Regions from separate parts of the Mus musculus genome. Here all the other regions are linked to region 2. A link is a loop called in an ENCODE intact Hi-C map of the cell type or tissue named here. Cell type or tissue: left cerebral cortex. All regions are shown on one strand. Links, peaks and the distances in the headings refer to the core of each region. The heading gives the core; the rest is flanking DNA. Region 1 overlaps Ank2 (ankyrin 2, brain). Region 2 overlaps Ank2 (ankyrin 2, brain). Region 3 overlaps Ank2 (ankyrin 2, brain).

Evidence for each region. Peaks named below come from ENCODE experiments on the same cell type or tissue, not always from the same donor. Only the 100,000 strongest peaks of a DNase experiment are listed, where the experiment ranks them.
Region 1: a loop joins it to region 2, with 1.9 times the contacts of the local background. A loop is called at or near these places in 2 of 42 quality-filtered maps.
Region 3: it touches region 2 in a loop (2.1-fold over the local background); 2 of 42 quality-filtered maps call a loop at or near these places.

What each region holds. Positions count from the first base shown.
Region 1 is chr3:127,091,348-127,097,577 of GRCm38, reverse strand. The region is part of intron 2 of Ank2 (ankyrin 2, brain); the gene reads left to right. Among named protein-coding and RNA genes, the nearest start is that of Gm16958, 67 kb to the left of the region's middle. In left cerebral cortex, for the core only: no CTCF peak of the experiment used is centred there; a DNase peak (open chromatin) is centred at 3,747; H3K27ac peaks cover 769 bases.
Region 2 is chr3:127,150,969-127,157,198 of GRCm38, reverse strand. All of the region lies in intron 1 of Ank2 (ankyrin 2, brain), which reads left to right. Among named protein-coding and RNA genes, the nearest start is that of Gm16958, 7.2 kb to the left of the region's middle. In left cerebral cortex, for the core only: a CTCF peak has its summit at 2,414 (motif pointing right); a DNase peak (open chromatin) is centred at 935; H3K27ac peaks cover 1,779 bases.
Region 3 is chr3:127,069,080-127,075,309 of GRCm38, reverse strand. All of the region lies in intron 4 of Ank2 (ankyrin 2, brain), which reads left to right. Among named protein-coding and RNA genes, the nearest start is that of Gm25501, 67 kb to the right of the region's middle. In left cerebral cortex, for the core only: no CTCF peak of the experiment used is centred there; a DNase peak (open chromatin) is centred at 3,634; H3K27ac peaks cover 2,057 bases.

The DNA.
Region 1 (6,230 bases), core at 878-5,877, 60 kb after region 2:
CTAAAAAGTTTCGACTGTGTTTGCATCTACTGGAACTGAGGAAGAGGTTTGAAATGTAATGACTTGTCCGTTCTGATCTTATTTAAATTATTTCTGTGGCTGTGCTCTTAAGTACTGTCTGCATGGTTTAGATTGGAACAGGACACTTTATATTCTGGGAATTCTCTTGAGTCCTCTCTTCCTTTGACCAAGGGCACAAACTGTATTGCTTGATTTCCCAGCGGCCTCCTGTCTTCCAGCCTTGCTTCAGCTGTCACAACCACAGCATCTTCTCTTCCAGTCTGATGTCAGGCACAGCACTTGCTCATCTGTTCACTCAAACAAAGTTTTGGTGCTGAGGTAGGTCAGAGAGAAGCAAGACCTCTGCTCTAAATGAGAATGGCTTCTATAGAGTCAAATATGTGACTATGTGGTACCCAGTAGGTAGGACTGTTTGGGAAAGATGAAGAGTTTGGCCTTATTGGAGGAAGTGTGCCGTTGGGGATGGGATAGAGAAAGACTCCCACCATTCCCGGTGTGTGCCCTCTCTCCACTTCCTCTTTATGGGTGTTGAAGTGAGCTCTTAGCTCTTCAGGGCAACATGCCTTCACTTTACCATCCAGACTTTAACCCTCTGGAACCATAAGCCTAATTAAATGCATTCCTTTTGAAGTTGTCTTGGTCACGGTGCTTTTTCACAGCAATGGAAGAGTAACCGATCCATGTGGACCAAGGAAACGAAGAGTCAGCTGGACGTGATAGTGCACGCCTTTAATCTCAGCATTTGGGAGACAGAGGCAAGTGGATATCTGTGAATACAGAGCCAACTAGAAATCTATAGTAAGACCCATATCAAGAGAAGGAGGAGGAGGAGGAGGAGGAAGAGGAGGAGGAGGAGGTGGAGGAGGAGGAGGAGGAGGAGAAGGTGAAGAAGAAGAAGAAGAAGAAGAAGAAGAAGAGGAGGAGGAGGAGGAGGAGGAGGAGGAGGAGGAGGAGGAGGAGGAGGAAAATAAATAAAAGGGAAATACAAAAGCAGTAAAGGACGTGGAAAAGAAACATACACCAAGAGAGGAGAGGATGGGACCAGAGCAGTGTGTCATGGCTGATGCACTGTTCGATAAGTACTCAACAGAACTGAGCATGAAGCTGGGCACTATTCTCAAAGAGTCCATTTTATAAGTCTTGATGCAAGAGCTCCACAGAACACAGCAATGTGTCCAAGGACCACCAGGGAGGTCAGCCTGCCTGAAATAAAATGAGGGAGAAGAAGAATAGGGGAAGGTTAGGGGAGGAGAGGCAATGTTAGAGTTTGTAGGTTATTTTAGGAAATAACCTTTGGTTTTGATTCTAAATAAAATGAAAGGTGATTAGAGAATTTTAAAGAAAGAAGTCATAGAAACTGACTTGACTAAGGCTCTGTAGTAGTGCCCAGACAGAAGGGATGGAGGACAGCCTAGGAAAAGAGCTTTAATTATTTTAGGAGACAAATGAGGTGTTTTGCCCTAGGGCAACAGGCAGAATCGACAAACCCTACTTGGCTTCCAGGTAGAATTTAAAGATAGAGCTGTTGGTTGGTGGTTGTGGGAGTTTCTGCAAACACTGTGGCATGCAGACTGTGGCCACATGAGGCAAGATTGAAGTTGTTCAACACTATTCTGTAGCTGGTGTTGGTTCAGACTTTGGGAGTCTGAGACAGGAAGTTTATTTTAGGCACATTCAAGTACAGCATGATTTTGGAAAAGTGCTTCCTGGTGATAATTAACTCAATCTTAAGTTTATAATAAAACTTAAAAGATGATTACATTGAACTTCTTTTCAAAGTACATGTGACCTTTTCCATAAAGATGGGTTCTATTAACTGAGAAACAGTGCTCAAGAAAAGGGTATTGGGAGGTTGACTGAAATAAATATAGCAGTCTGGGGGAGCCAGGTTTGACCTGGCTTTACAGATAGCTCACAGGTCACCCATTTACTAACCACATCCATTTCCAGCCTTCTGGTCAGAAAACAGGTTCTACATCTCTTCTTGGTTTCTCTAGTGTTTATTTGTGAGCACAAGGACTTTGTGCCCTCTACAGATGGATTCTGCACAGGATGATGGCAGAAGGGAGAGTGAAGAAGTGATTGCCATGAGAGAAGTGGCTGTTGTATTTTCATGAACTGTGGTGGAGAGGTCTGTGTGATGAGCAGGCCAATTTTGAAATTTTAAGTTTGCTATATCGTATTCACCCAAGATAAGGGAGTTGAACAGATGAGTCTGAAGTTCAGAAAAGAAGCTTTGACTAGAGATAGAAACTTCAGTTCAATCAGTGTATAGACAATACTTAATCCACATAACTGGATGAGATTATCAAAGTATCCATGAGTATCTATGACTAATAGAAGGTGTTTGATAGCTGAACCTTAGGGCACTCAGGGACATGAGAGTGGGCAAGAGCGCACAAAGATGTAGGAGGGAAACCCGGAGAGATTTGTGCCATGGAGGCCAAATAAAAAAGTTATTTTTGGATCTATGAAATGGTCAACTTTGTGAAATACTCTTGGCCAAATAATCCGAAGAGCTGAATAATATCTAGAGCATGTGGTAATAAGAGATGAATTCATTAGAATAATTTCAGTGGAGGGTGGAGTGGAGTCAGATGGAGTTCACTTACTGGACAATGGACAGACATAATATTCCTCCAAGGACCCATTTTATAAAGCACAGAGGAGACAAGAGAGTAACTGGAAGAAGAAACGGGTTCAAAAAAGGCATTTCTGTTTAAGTAAAAGGAGCAATAGCACTTCAGTTTCATAACTGGAAAATATCAGCAGGGAAAGAAAAGAGATCCGTGATTTAAGGAGACAGGTAGAAACTAAAGAGAACGGAGAATGACCAAGGGCTCCTTCATTAACTGATAAAGTGATTTGGCCTAGTACACAATGGAGAGTTGTCATTTTCTAAGGGTGTAGATAGTGAAAGAGAGAAAGGGCATGTGGGAAAAGTATCAGGAAGTAGAATGGAGATGGGGCTGAAAGCTGGGTGTGAGGTGGGAGCTTTTAACTGCCTTCTTTCTGTTCAGTGCAATGAGTCAAAGTTCCTCGCTGAGTTATAGGAGAGAGGTGATAGAGGTTATGGAGAGAGAAGGTGTGAAATGACCTATTCAGGAGATAGAAAGAATGCGTAAAATTAACGCTGTGATGGTTGTGATTGCCCAGCCATGTTAAGGATCTGCTTGAGGTCATGAGCATGGGTTTGAAGTGAATCTAGGTAGCATGTGTAGATGTTTTTCTGCAGTCCAGTTCAGGCAGAGGATAGCATTGCTTGTGATTGGGAATGCTGTTTAAGCAAGCATGTATGGCTAAGCTAGAGAAATGCCAGCAAACTTAGGATACATGGGAGAAAACATGCACATCGTTCCGCAGAGCATGCGCAGAAACTGTGCCTAATAGACAGAGGACACTGGGGTAAGCGGATGGATTCTAGGTGTCAGCGGTGGAAGGATTCCTGGCATCGGACGAGTGGCGGTCAGGGAATTAAGTGGCAAAACAGATTTTGGAAGAAAGTTCTGTTTTGAAATGGCTAGGGTGTGATCTTGGAGTGAGTATATGAGGTAAAGGAAAGGATGTGTCATTGGCAGACAAGAATTCTGGAACCTTAAATTATTTTGGTAAGCCCATGAGTGTGTGAGTGGGAGAGTGTGGCAGTGAAGTTATAGTCTTCAGAGGATGAAGAATGAGAGCCAGGGGAACACAGGCAGAACTCACAAGGAGGCTTATGAAGGAAAAGGAAGAGTTTGGAAGACAGAGTAATAAGCAAGCACAGTGGGTAGGATGGGGGCGTGTAAGCGATCATGCTCTGGCAGCATCAAGGAAGCTGTATCATCAGGATTCAGCTAGAATGAGGTTTAGAGGAATATTCTGGGAAGACATTTAGCACAGAGAGATGCTACTGGTCAGGCTGGTCGTGATTAAAGGGCTCGCTGTGAAATTTCAGGAGTGGGAATTGTTAAGAGAGAGAATCAGAAAAGAGATTATGCAGAGGCATTCAGGAGTTAAGTTTGGATACGTAAGGGCTGACCTAATCACTGGCTTCAGTTGAGGAAGATGGCATCACAAGTTTACCCCAGGCAGGTCCCGAGTGAGCAGCAGTTGCGAGCTTAAAGGAAGAGTAGAGGAAGCTAACCAGGTTTTGCTTGTAAATTTCTATAGAATTCCACCTTTATCGCTGATGTTGGGAGCCTTGATCAAACATGCTCTCAACATGGTTCTTGTGGGAACTACAACCGGATGCTGGTGGGGTATGAGGAGGTAAAGCTGCCACTCCTGTTTGTCACCCTCTTCCGTGGTTAGTTTCTTTGTGCCATTGGAAGCCACTTGGCCTTTTAGCAGTAACTGAGATTTTGCCCACTCAGATTCTTCATTTTTGTTCTTCTTCTGACGACTTTAAAGAATCTTTTCTCCCCTCTGAAGAAGTTTTCTAACTCTCTCCCTCTCTCTACTTCTTTCTTCTCCAAAGGTGGAATGGAGTACCCTAATTCTGGCCTTTTTGTCTCCTGGAATAAGAAACAGAACAGAAAAAAAAAAGATAATCTTGTTTTTAATGCTAACTAATTCCAATTGTGGGGAGCCAGCTCCTAGAGATTAAGGAAATGCATATAGTAAAGATAATTTGGCAGTTCCATTGTAAGAAACAGCCATCACACTGATAATAAACATGATTCAAAGCTAAATCTCTCTCTCTCTGTCTCTCTGTCTCTGTCTCTCTGTGTGTGTGTGTGTGAGAGAGAGAGAGAGAGAGAGAGAGAGAGAGAGGGAGAGAGAGGGAGAGAGAGAGAGAGAGGTTCTATCTAATCTCAACAGTCCAGGTTATAATTTAGTTTCCTAGATGAGAATGTCAGAGGCATGATGGATTATGTATATTTTGTGTGGTGTTCTGATAAGCATGACATAGACAATTGTCTTTTGTCCCATACTCTCTTCCTTCTCAGCTTTCTCCATCAGAAATGAAAGGTCTTTAAGGACAGGGTGAGAGTCCAAAATTTAGAGAAGCAGGTCATAGGATGCACACATGCCTGTGTGTGTGTGAGCACACACCCTTAGGAAGTTCTCTGTTCAGGGTGCTGGATGATGGCTGGTCTGAAATGAGTCCTTGAACCTTGGTGGATGTGCAGAGCCATTGAGGGGCTGAGTGAAGAGTGTCTCTGCCCCTGGGGGAAAAGGCTTGTTGGAGAATTTATGGAATAATATTGTCTTTGAGAAAGAAGGGAAAGTGTGTAATTGGTCCCATGGAGGCTGGGGAGGAAAGTAGAGAGCAAAAAGAACTACGTTATTAGGGAACTGAGAAGGAAGTCTCTCATCCAAGACAGCAAGGAGTTTGCCAAAAGATGTTATTCAAGTTCTTTACAGTTAGCCATTTGGATACTAAACACACAGTTGTTTTCTTTCTCAAACAGTTGTGCTTTTAGTGAGATTTCCATGTCTATATATATAAAAAGCACTAGAGCCTTATTAACAAATTTCATTCACTGCTAAAATCTTACATTTTACTATTATTGGTATTATTTTTTATCTTATGTCCGTATATGTTTGCCTGCATATATGTCTATGTATCATGTATATGCCTTGTGCTTGTGAAGTCCAGAAGAGGATATTGGATCCCCTGAAACTGGAGCTACAAAAGCTTGTGAGCCACCCAATGTGGGTGCTGGGAATTGTACCGGGCTCCTCTGGAAGAGCAGTCAGTGTTTCTAACCACTGAGCCATCTCTTCAGTGCCCACTGCTAAAAGTTTATCAATATGCAGGAATGCAAGCAAGCACCTCATGTTGGAACAGGAAGCATTAGCAACAAAGGGAGAATAAGGGACTGATGAGGAGAAGTTTGAAGTTAACCTAGGGGTGAAAGATTAGCATTGACTTATGTGAATCAACTCACAATAAACTAAAACGTAGACACTAGAAGTTACTGTTAGTAAAAAAGAGTCTACTGCTAGCTGACTTAGCCTTGATGCATAATATGCAACAAATTAACATTCAGTGAATACATGATTGAACAGTAGATCCTGGGCAAATTTACTAACTCATTCTAAAGAGTAAATTAGATATATCATATCCATGGAGTGGCAATCAATAATACCTATGGTATCAAAAGCTATTGACCTTTACTGCATGCCTGCTACATGTTCAATACTATTCTGTATACATCATATGTTGTTCACAACATACAGTTCTACTTTAAAGGGAGAGTGTCAGGCCTCTAGTGAATTACACA
Region 2 (6,230 bases), core at 486-5,485:
GAAACTAGATAAACTTAAGGTTGTGATTTTACTATAATTACTTCCATACATTTTATAAGTTTCTTAGGTAATGAACTTTTTGAAGTCAAGATTTGCACCTTAAATCATGGCCAGTTGGCTGCCCATGATAGACTATTGAAATCACTTTTGTTATTTTTTCTTTTTGATCAGATTTCTAAAATGCACTTGTATATTTATATTTATTAAACTTCAAGGTGGTGGTGTATGGGACGCAATAGAAAATAAAATTAGTCTTTTCTAAGTCCCTTTCAAATAATTCTTCAGAGAAACGGAGCACTCTGACCATTCCTTCCCTTTATTTTACCATCATACTGTCTTGGAGGAAGAAGACCTGCTGTGTACAGCTTTGCCTCGAAGAGATGCCCTGGCCAATGTCTTTATTCTTTATATTTTCTATTTGGATTTATACTTGATGGCAATGAGAATACTTACTGGGTGTATGCAATGGGCCAGGAAGGCTTCTGACAGGAGTATTGGAGTGTTTTTAAATAGAATTGTGTTTTATTTATTTGTACTATGAAAGTAATATTTTCTAGAACTTTGAGTTGTTTTGTATGACTAGGTCATAACTCATTGGCCCCTCAGTTATCCAGTTTGGCTTACCATGGTCTCAGTGACCAGGAGTCGCAGCTTTTGTTTTGCAGCTTTTCTGCTTTATCATTGGTTGTTATTAGTCTACTACCGGAATGCTTTATAAGTCAACCTTTGCTCTAGATCTACATATATAGGAACTATTCAGTGTGCGTAGTGTTTAGTGCTCTCCCTAGAGTCCACTGGAGTCTTGGAATGTATCCCCCGTGGATAATGGGAGAGGACAGACATATAAACTCTAGTGACATGCAGTGCTGGCTTTTCCTGTGGCCTGTGGGCGAGCGCTGCTGCGTGGGAACAGAGTGGGGAAGCTTGTCATCATTCCTGTCCTTGAGCCTTCTGCTCACGCACGAGGCAGCCAGATTCCAAAGGCTAGCTGCATTCTGAAAACGGTGACACTTACTGAATTTAGAACTGTAAATGTACAGAGATTTCTGGGCACCAAACTAAACATAGGTTTAAAGGTTCGAACAGCAACAGAATAGCATGGGCCTGTGTGATGCATTATATTCTAGAACTCTCCACATACTGAAAATTTCAACCAGCTTTCCCTCCCTTCCCCCAAGATAGGGTTTCTCGGTGTAGCTCTGACTCTTTTAGAACTGGTTTTCTAGACCAGGCTAACCTTGAACTCTGCCTTGAGATCTGTCTGCTTATGTCCCCCAGTGCTGGGATTAAAGGTGTGCACCACCACGTCTGGCTTCAATAATCATTTTTAAAGAGCTATATCCAGTCATCTTTCTGTAAAATTCTACAACTCCTTCAGCATGTGTGTATTTCTACTAACTATACAAATGCAACTATACTATACTATACTATACTATACTATACTATACTATACTATACTATACTATACTATACTATACTGTATGCAACTATACTATACGCAACTCTACTAGTGATAGTGATTGGAGATGCCTTTCTCAAGACTAGGATTCACTCATAAATAAATATTGAAAAGTTTTGCTACAGTTACTTTCCATTTCCTATGCAACTAAAACAGTTCTAGGATAGCTATTTAAATGTGAAAGCTTCCATACATCCATGCTTTTTCCCATGCCTCTTCTTTGACATTCCTCCTATGCCTTTCTCTTTGCTTAATTTGCAAGCTCCTTGTTGGCTTTACATAGGAGTGGTGCCCTTCACGGACACTGTGAATCCTGAGATTTTATTAGTTTTAATTATGAAGACCCTTCTTCAGTCAGTGAGTGGATGAATGGTTTAGGATTACAGCTATCAAATTCATGTGATTATAGTCTCAATTTTATAGCTTGAGATAAATTTCAAGACATGGAGAAAAGTGAAGTCTTAATTTAGAAAGCTATTTTGTCATCAAACAGGATATTGAACATATTCTACACAGGTGTTGAGTTAGTGGAAATACCTGGAAGAACCATTTTGTGATAACCATTTTTCTTTTAAGTCATCCGCTTTTACTTGATTTTTCTGAAAATTAATTCTTTGCAAAAATCACTTAGCTTTATTCTCAGAGTCAGACAGTATGTAGTAAAATAAATAATAACTAAGAAGGCTTTTCTGCAGATTCTAGAAACTCGTGTATGTTGTTAGTGGAATCAGCTTCTTGCACGTGACCTTTTTTTGTTTCAGAGAAGAATACGATTTAAAATGTTTATTGTGAGTATTTACTCTTACTCCTCTGGTTTCATCTCCTAAATAACTCAGAATTCTGGGGAGGGGGCAGTGTGAAGGGAGACAGAACATTACCTCCACTAAAAAAATATTTATTTTATGTGTTTAAGTATTTTGTGTGCCATGTGTGTGTTTGGTACTTGAGGAGACCAGAAGAGGGCATCAGATCCCCTGGAACTGGAGTTTTACATGGTTGTGAGCCACTATGTGGGTGCTGAGAAGCAAACCAGGGTCTCTCAAAGAGCAGAACATATTCGCAATGTTGAACCATCATTTCAGCCCTACAATCTACAAGTTTTTGAAGTTCTTCAATGTTAGCAAACTGAAGCTAAAACAACTAGAATCAACATTTCCACTTCTCCACCAACCTATGTTCTTCTTCGTTTTGCAATCTAGATCAACAACCATTTACTTCCAATAATTATATGTGTGAATCTAAATTGCCATTGAGAAAAAAATTTTCCATGTGTAATAGGAAACCTTCTGAAAGCCTAATAAGGCTAATTAGTGTATGTAGCAACCAATTAATTCTGAGCACAGAGAAGAGGAAAAAAAGTGCTTAAGAGTTAAGTCCAAAGGCCTCATGGCCCACAATTTACCTGCCTTTGCAACAATGGGATGGTCTTTAGGACCAGAATTTGTGTGTGTGTGTGTGTGTGTGTGTGTGTGTGTGTATGTGTGTGTGTGTGAGAGAGAGAGAGAGAGAGAGAGAGAGAGAGAGAGAGAGAGAGAGAGAGATTTATATAACTCATTAGAAAAAAACTGAAAGAATGCTCTGCATCGTGATTTAAATGTTCTGTGTTTAACAGTTGGCATTGCTGTTTTGAAGGAACTCAGTTCAATGTCCTAGGGATTTAATCATTAACTTAGCGGCCAGGGAGACCTCAAATATTTAGAGAAGCTGATGCTCCTCCAGCTCCTAACACAAGTCAGAAGCTGTTTTTTTTTTTTTTTTTTTTTTGTTTCCCATGCTTGGCTTGGACTGGTCCTTAGGGAATCGCAGGAAATGGCATGAAAGGAGCTGGGGAGAGATGAGGGCATCTTCAAGAAAGCTCTCCTTAGCTTGAGCCCCACCACTCTTCTTACAGTGCTAGGGGCTCTGTTTTGTTGTTGGTTTAGTGTTTTCCATGAACAGTTTTCTCAACTGCTCTCTCATTCTCTTACGGGGTACAACAGCTTCCAGGGCAGCTAGAAAGAAACTCAGTACTTTGTTGTACAGGCTTCTGGAATGCTCACTTCTGGAATGGACATTAGCATCTCTGCCAGAGGAAAGCAGTCTGTGTCTTAGTCACTGTGGCCCTTTCATACACATGTCCTTTCATTGTTTGCCACTGATGCGCTGTTCTGTCATGGGGAACACTTCAACAGAAGTGGCATGAAGGAAGAGAATCATCAGGGAACAACAATTGCCATCAAGCTACAAATCTAATTAAATTATTTGGTTATGAATATAGTGTTCTTTCACATTTTTGTATATTTCTTGGCTATACGTATGTCTATTTGCAAGACAGACTTGTTAATTGCTAATTTGTCTCACTTATCATTCAGACCTGTTAGAAAGTTGAAATTAAAAATAACACGTTTTTACGTGCATATAATCATTTATCTTTTCCTTACCCATATTGGTAATGGAATCCAAGGTCTCATGGTTGCTAAACAAGGACTTCTGTCACTGAGATATCTCTAGCCTTCTTTTTAATTTTTATTTTGACAAAGGATCTTACCAAATTGCCCCGACTGACTTTAAACTCCTTCTACAGGTCAGAATGGCCTTGAAGTTACAGTCTTTCTTCCCTAGTCTCCCAAGCAGATGGGCTTGCAGGATAGTGTTTTAGGACTGGCTTTTTTCTAACGTTCCATTCCTTGATCCAGGAAGTTGTTTCCCCAAATTTCCATTTTTCACAGGCAATAGTAATTTGTATCAATATCTCAAAATTGATGACTGAGAATCTGCTCTGATTACTAATGTAAGCTCAAATAGCAAGTGCTGCTACCGTTTCTGAAACACTGCTCACAGTGAGAGATGGAAGTTGGATTTAAAATGATAGAGGACAGGCAACAGGGGCTCGGTTGTAAAATACTTGTGCAAACATGAAGAACTGAATTTGTGTTTCCAAGAGCCATGCCAAAAGCTGGACATAGCAGTCATGGCTGTAATCCCAGCATGAGGAGAGCAGAAGCAAGAGTAAGCACACTGTCCAACTGGTGTGGCAGAACTTGGGACCTCCAGGTTCATGAGTGACCCTGTCTCAAAAATAAGGTGAAGAGCCACTAAAGAAAACACATGTCATGGACGTTTGGCCTTCATATTTACATACATACGTGTGCACACCTACCTGCACAAATACAACTAGTGAACAGAAAGACAACATGCCAAGCTGTTGTTTACTAATTTTACAACTGAACTTCACACAAAGTGTCTAAAAGGCTCCAGAGAAGCAAAATTGGGAAGCCTGCACTCAATTCTATCTGCCAGTGGTGACTGTTGACTCATCCTTGATGACTTTGATTTAAATTGACTTGATCTCAGCTTAAGATGGTTCCCAGTGGCTCTGGGATATATTTGATGATGTCTTTATCTCCTCTCATTATTATAAGTGAGATAGTTTGTTGGTATTTCAAAGCTTTTCTTCTTCCTTTTTTTGAAGCCAACTCTCTGCCCCAGACACAGTACTGTCCTTGGAGTATCCCACAGACCAACTGTGGTAATGGGACCTCCCACAAATACAGGAAGAGAGCATCATTTGCCCCATTAAGCTGGGTTTGTGATTGTCTATTTTTGTATGTATGATGCAAATTTTCAGGGTCTTACCTGGCAGTTGAAGTGGTGGTAAGAAATGGTTCCTGCTGTGGTGTTTGACGGTCTCTGAAAAGTTATTTAGGCCTTATTTAGAAAATGAGGTCACCTGTGAAGTGTGTGGTTGTTGTTTTGTGTCTCCTGTGTTGATTTGAGTCATTTAAAAGAAGTCTATTGTGGTTCACTTATTTTCTATTAGGGGTTCTGTGAGCTGACAATGCCAGGTTAAAAAACCCACAGAGAAACATTACTGGGGTGGGGTTGATCATTTCACAACGGTCTCCATCTGGACTGATGGCTGCCTTTGAACTTGTAGGAAGCCAAACTCCCAAGCACCTAAAGTAAACCCTTAAAGAGAAATTCAGGTATGCATGAACCATTCAAGTATACACCAGGTGCGAATAACAACCTTCCACTTCTAGGGTGGAGACATCAACTCCCTCCTTCCTTATGGCCCCCAAATCACCCTGGGCTGCAATGCTTAATTAAAGCACACCAATCAGTGAAGTGCAAGTGGGCCAGGGCACCTGGCAACTGTGACTCTTTTGGGATAGAAGTCACTTGGGACAGGAAGAGCTTTTCTTTGAGGAGGTCACCTACTAATCACTGGCTTTCGTGTGGGCTCAAAGGGGGCAGGCATCAAAGCCTCGATGTGGGTGGGAGAGGGACAAGGTACACATTACTGTGAGCAGGAATGAAGGCAGGTGGCTAAGGATCAGGGAGAAGACAGCAAATCTTCACGGCAGCAAGGCCATAAAGGGGCTTTGTGCAGGACACAGAACATGCAAATCCGTCCAGTCATTGCCCACCAGAGGCCCCAGTCCATAACTGAGTTCTCATACCAAGAAGCAGCGTTGGAAGGTAGGAGAATCTATAGAAAGTTAAGAGTGTTTTTCCAGTGAAAGAAAAACATTGTTAAGATGTACGCTTAATCTTTGTAATCCTGTTGCGTGCTTCACAGTTAATTGTGGAAGAGATTAGGGGACAGTGGCCACTAGAGTTCTTCAGTATTCAATAAAATTAGGTTTTTAAATTTTAATCATGTTTCACTTCAAGGCAGCCAGAAATTCTGTCCTTACATCTATCTATCTATCTATCTATCTATCTATCTATCTATCTATCTATCTATCTATCTAATCTATCTATCTTTTGGTTTTTTTGAGACAGCGTT
Region 3 (6,230 bases), core at 590-5,589, 82 kb after region 2:
TGTTTATGCAGGCAAGTTAACTATCTTGCTGATGAGTCTTAGCAAGTTTGAAAAGGCATGGACTTAAGGCCATGGATGCTGACATGAACCTTCCCTCATTTTTTATTCCCCTCATTCCTAGCTAACTCGGGACATAGTTTTGTGCATCCAACATTTGTTGTTAAATGAGTGGGTGGGGACATATTCAGGGAAATAGAATAAAGTGGGTGTCAGAATCCCAGATTCACAGCACAAATCCTAAATTATATATATGCAAATGTATGTATGTATAAAGCAGGAAGACAATAGAGGGTTAACAGGAGTCATCGTGTGATGTTACCCATCTGCTTTTTACATTGAGCACTGTTTAGTATTTTTATAACTCCGGCTAACCTCTGTTCTGAAGTAGCGTTTGTTTCTTTATGTCTTTCCTTTTCTTTTTCTTTTTTTTTAAACAGGAGCCACCTTGTAAGTAAGGTATGTCTTCATGGCTTCCAACAAACTCAGCTGAATCTGAACTTTCCATTTATTCCCCTGTCACTAGTGGGTGTCTTCATTCTAGCTCCAGACTGTTAGAAATACCATGACTCTTCTCCTTGGAGACTAATTGTCTTATGTATGATTTGGATCGAAAGAATGAACTCAAAACTTAGGAGTATCAATAGTGCGAGACAGTGGAGCCAAGTTCACTGGGTGATGGGCAGGAGCCACAATGTTCCCAGAACTTTTAATTGTATCAACAGAATAATCCAACTGGTTGGACCCAAACAGAATTCCTTTCTCTTTCATAGCAGGAAGAAGTTTTATTGGTTTGGGCAGCAGGAATTTGGATTTTTAAACAGAGGTACACCCAAGTAAAGCTGTGTTTTGAAGATTTAGAGTAGGCTCCTGTCCATTTAAAAAACTAGATTATTTTTTCCCAGATAATACAGAATGATGAGAAAACACTCTTACGAAAATAATGAAAAATTGAAATCTTTTAAAACATAAAGCCTTGGTTTAGGTAAAGTAGGGCGCCTAGGTAAGCAATCAGCCATCCTGTATTGCTCAGTGGGGGTGGGGAACACTAGGCTACAGGTTTGAGCCATTATGGTTCTATCTCTAGCACAGGCAAAAAGGGAAAGAAACGTGCACCACCACCATCACAACAATAACAAAATGGGGCAGGGGGCATCTTTTCAGAGAAGAGCAAAATAACAGCATCACCAAGGGGAACAAAGCACAGGGGCAAAGTAAGTGTCACAACCCAGTAGTGCAATACTGGGAACGGAGACTGTGCGTCTGCCTGTGGTCCAGCAGCTAAGAACCGCTGCTTCCTTCTGCTTGTGTTCTGTGAGGTTGAGTCTGTGACTTAACCTCCCCGTGGCCCTGTATCTCACCTCTAATCTAGCGGTAGTAACACTTGGTTCGTAGAGTCGCTACAAATGTGAGATAGATGCAAAGTCCTGGCTGGCACTGAATGCAGAATGAATGTCACCTGTGGTTCTAATTGTCAGGCATATCATGTTATTTCCCTCCACAACAGTAAAGCGAGAGTCAGGGGGTTGAGGTTACAGACAATGCCATCTGTCATTTTGTTGTTGTTGTTGTTGTTGTTTTCCTGATTGTCTCTTGGAGTTGAAAGATTGTTTTTCTCTGGGTTAGGATGGAGAGAGGTATATCCTTACTCCATTACTAACGTTTATCTTTAGTAATTAGGAGTGTGGAACTTCCTGGCCATAACAGCTTTGACATGTGGAACAGAAAGCTGAATGTTCAGAAAAGTACTTGATACAAATAGGCAGAGAAAAATTTGAATATGGTCAGTGTGTACCAGGGGCTCAACATCATTGCACAACTGAAGCCCAAAGCCTCTTATGATATTAACTTTTGTCCTTCTAGTTTAGTTCTGTTGTCTGTCTGCCTGCCTGCCTGCCTGTCTGTCTGTCTGGTTTAGTGGTGTGTGTGTGTTGTGTGGTTAAGTTGTCTATGTGTGTGTATCTGTTTGTCTGTTTGTGTCTCTCTGTGTGTATGTATGTATGTCCATATGTGTGTACTTGTGTGTGTGTGTATGTACTTGTGTGCCATGCATGTGTGTTTAGAGGAGAGAATAGAGCCTCCTTCTGTGTTATTCTCCACCATATTTTCTTGAGAGAGGGTCTCTTACTGAACCTTACTGGCAGTGAACAAGTCTTAATAATCCTCCTGTCCCCAGTCCCTACAGTACTGGGGTCATAAGCACAGCAACACCCAGCTTTTTTTTACATAGTTCCTGGAAGTTTGAATGCAAGTCTTATTTTCTTGCATAGCAAATTCTTTTCCCACCGGAGCATCTCTTCAGTCTCTTTATTAACTCTTGGTAATTAAACCAACAGATCCAAAAATGTTCACTTTTTATTTTGTTAGCTCTAATAACTAGTTGTAAAATTCTCTATCACTTTATCAAAACCTATATTTCTGTTAAATATTATCATGATCTCAAAAATTGCCATACAGAGTAATGGGGTTCACAATGGCACCCCGACTCACACCTTGGACTTTGCTCACAGTCACACCGTTATCCTCACATGTGGTCCTTGTTGCCCTCCCTGCATTCTGCAGCTTCCTTTCTCCCCTCTAAGGCCCCCTCCTATTTCCATGTCATATGTATTTGCTTTAGGGTCTGATCACATGGAGTTTTTAAACCTCGCATATATGGAGCCAATCTGCTTACATCCGACAACGGGAGTCAAGACACTCCCTCCCTCCCTCCCTCCCTCCCTCCCTCCCTCCCTCCCTCCCTCCCTCCCTCCCTCCTCCTCCTCCTCCTTCTCTCTCTCTCTCTCTCTCTCTCTCTCTCTCTCTCTCTCATTAGCCCATATTACTCTCCTGAGTGTGAGTATTCTAGACTTTTTCCTAAGATATATTTCAATTCTTAACCCCCATTACCACCCTTCATGTGACAAGGAAACAATTTCTGATAAATCTGTTTACTGACTTTCATGACCTTTCAGTTGATAGAGAAAATGACTCAAACACTGTACATCTCTGAAAATCACTCATTCATTTGTTTTCTGCCCCTCTGATTCTGTAGTAGACTCTGTGGCCCTGCTGCAGGATTCTGCCCCGGTCTCAGACAATGAACACATCGTTCCCAGAGTGTTTATCTGCACACTTTATGCCATTGGGACATCTATTCATCGATAGATCAAATTCTAGTTATAGACTTTGTAAAAGTACTTACATCAGAGCAGATTCATCCCTTAGGAGACACGCTACTCACAGCGTTCACGTAGCCCGTGATAAAACCCTGCTGAACGGTAGTGGTGATTCCTTCTGAACAACTGGTCCTGTGTGGGCATCATTATTTGAAAGCCTAATAATAATGATCATCCCATTAGCTTTGACAACTACTGTTTTACACAGTCATGTTCCAGAAATATACCTAAATAGATGAGTCGTGGTGTGTGTGTGTGTGTGTGTGTGTGTGTGTGTGTGCGTGTGTTGGGAGCAGGTATATTTTGGAATTAATGTTATGGATAGTCACAAGTTTCTTCTGGTCTTCACCTCAAAAGCATTCTTTTTTTTTTCTTTTCTTTTCTGCTCCTCAAAAGAAGAATTCAAGAACACTCTTTACAAAAAGAGTGGGCTGAGCCAAGCAGCAACAGCCAGATTCCAGCAGGCAGGGAGCCAACTCTTCTCCCTATGCTATCCCTTCCATCCTGTCTCTCTCTCTCTCAGGAATGAGGCACGCTTTTCTTGGAAGCCCATTTTACCTTGAATTCAGTTTGATATAATTAGATATATGAGATGCAAGAATATGTATAGGAATCTGAGGACCTTAAAGTTAAACTGTTCTCCAGCACAAAGAGTAACAACACTCTATGTTCTCCTGGCAGGAAGTCCAGAATCTTGTTTGGTAGAGCTAGAATTGACGACCAGTGTTCTTCAGGCCATGATCCGGTCCTTCAGGACTGACTGCTATGGTCTGAATTTACCACTATCAGTTCTTTTTCTGTATGTCCTGCTTTGAGTGTCTGTTGGGAGTTCTTTTTGAACCTAGAAGCAAGGCAATGAAAATAGATTTCCTGTAAGACTTTTTAAAATAATCTGACTTTGAATGAAAAGTTAGGAAATGAGTTAGGTATAAATATGTCCTGTCATGGGTGAACTTTAGAGGTGAACACAACTCCTTAGACTCTGGGGTCTGTAACTTTTATATTGGGATCAAGTATTTTATACATCCAGATTTTTTTAAGTAAATAAAGCACTTTCTAAAGGAACAGGTTGTTTTAAGTACCTCCTTCTTGGAATGAGACAGCCTGTGTCAGGAAACCTAGTGCACACTCTACAGTTATCATAAGTACATGGATCAACCTTGTTATTTCACATGCTAATCTGAGCACCGTTGTCTTAGAAGGGAACTCACCTTCACTGTCAGCTAGGATTCTTCTCCTCTTGTGCATCATATCCATCATATCCATCATATCCATCATATCCATCATATCCATCTATTCATCATACGAAGGGTCTTTCTGTGGCAAGCAGTAAACTAGAACAGGTTAAAGGCTGTTAAACATTGTATCCATGGGAGTTTATGCACCTTCTTGATCTCAGAGCTTCTGAGTGCCACCTGCTCTAGTGGGTAAGTCAGCACAGGCCCACTTAATTAAGAAGAATTTTATAGTAAGGCATTTGTCACCTTAAACTATGGTGTTTCTCAAACATTACTGAATCTTTTTATATTATTCATATTCACAGGTATTATAACACATGAAAAATGACTTAAAATGGGACCTTAGTAATATTCAACACTGATTTTTTGTTTGCCTGTCTCTTTTGCTCAATATAGAGATGAACCTAGGGCCCCACACATATTAGGCAGGCCCTTTTACCCATGCACCACAATCCTCGCCTTTCAAGCTGTTCAATATCAGACATGGGATAAGAATAGCTCTAGAGTGCTGACAGCTTTTATGTGACTCTCAGAAAATAAATGTACCGCAAATATCATAAAAATAAAATGAGATTTTTATTTTGGAAAATTCAAAGAGATTTTTGAATCCCCATGAAATCTGTCAGTATATTTGTGTCTCTGCCTGTGTTAGACCACATATTGTGATTTTTGATTTGCAAGTACTCTCTCAAGTTGATTAGTTATCATTAGGTGACAACATGATTGACAGCACTGAAGGAAGCAGTAATTTTATTTGATTGAGTATTCAGATTTTCTAGATATGTCTGGAGGCGGAGCTACACTGTTATCTTCTATATTTGCTAGGAAATTCAAGGCTACTGTCTGCACTTGATAACATGACAAGGTGAGGCTTCCTGTGAGCTGTTCTCATGAATCTTGCAGTTGTTTTATACTGCAGTTGCCTATAGAGACTTGGACCAGGACTTAAAGGCAGCTGAAATAGGACACATATTTAGTAACTACTCATTAAAAACAATTATGAGTATGTGTGTATGTTTGTGTGTGTATGTTGTATGAGAGAAGCAAAGGAGCCCTAGCTTCTGACTATTTTAATATTTGAAATTAAAATTTTGATGCCCATTTAGTTAACTTCAAAATAATGCAGTGGTAACTGATCAAATGAGCACAGTGGCTTAATTCAATATAAGGACTTTAGTCCAATGGGCTTTTGCTCTGGTGGGGGAAATGAAAGAACCCTACAGTGGTTGTTGTTGACTTAAGTTTTTCATTGCTTATGTAACATATTTTCTTGTGTAAGTTACTGGATCACTTAAGATATTGCTCAAAAACAGATATTTTAAAGCTCTTGTTACAATGAAGAGGTGAACACATTGCAACTAACTAAGCAAACAAACAAACAAACGAACAATCAACAAACCAGACAACCCCCCCACCCCCCAATCTGGCTCTTATAATCTATACTGTTGGTAAAGAAATACAAAAAAAAAGTGCTAGGGAGTAAATGACCACTTAGGTTCAATATTCAAATATGTAATGACCATTTTTTTTTATTTCTCATGTTCAAACATTTTCATTACTCATGTAATCATTTCTCAGATCCCAACATCTGTAAGATATGATTTTAGTTTATATCTTCGTAGCTATTTATTCTATACACATTGTAAAGGAATTTTTCCATGTGATTATAAAGATAAATGTGATATCATGAGGAGGATTTACTGCAAGATAAACATAACATTTCTTTAAAGAAATGTTCTCTGTGTGTGTGTCTGTGTCAGGGGAGGGAGGCTGTGAGACCAGTTCATGTGCTCACGGGACACCAGAGAAGGATGTAAGATGAAGGAGTTGGTCCTCT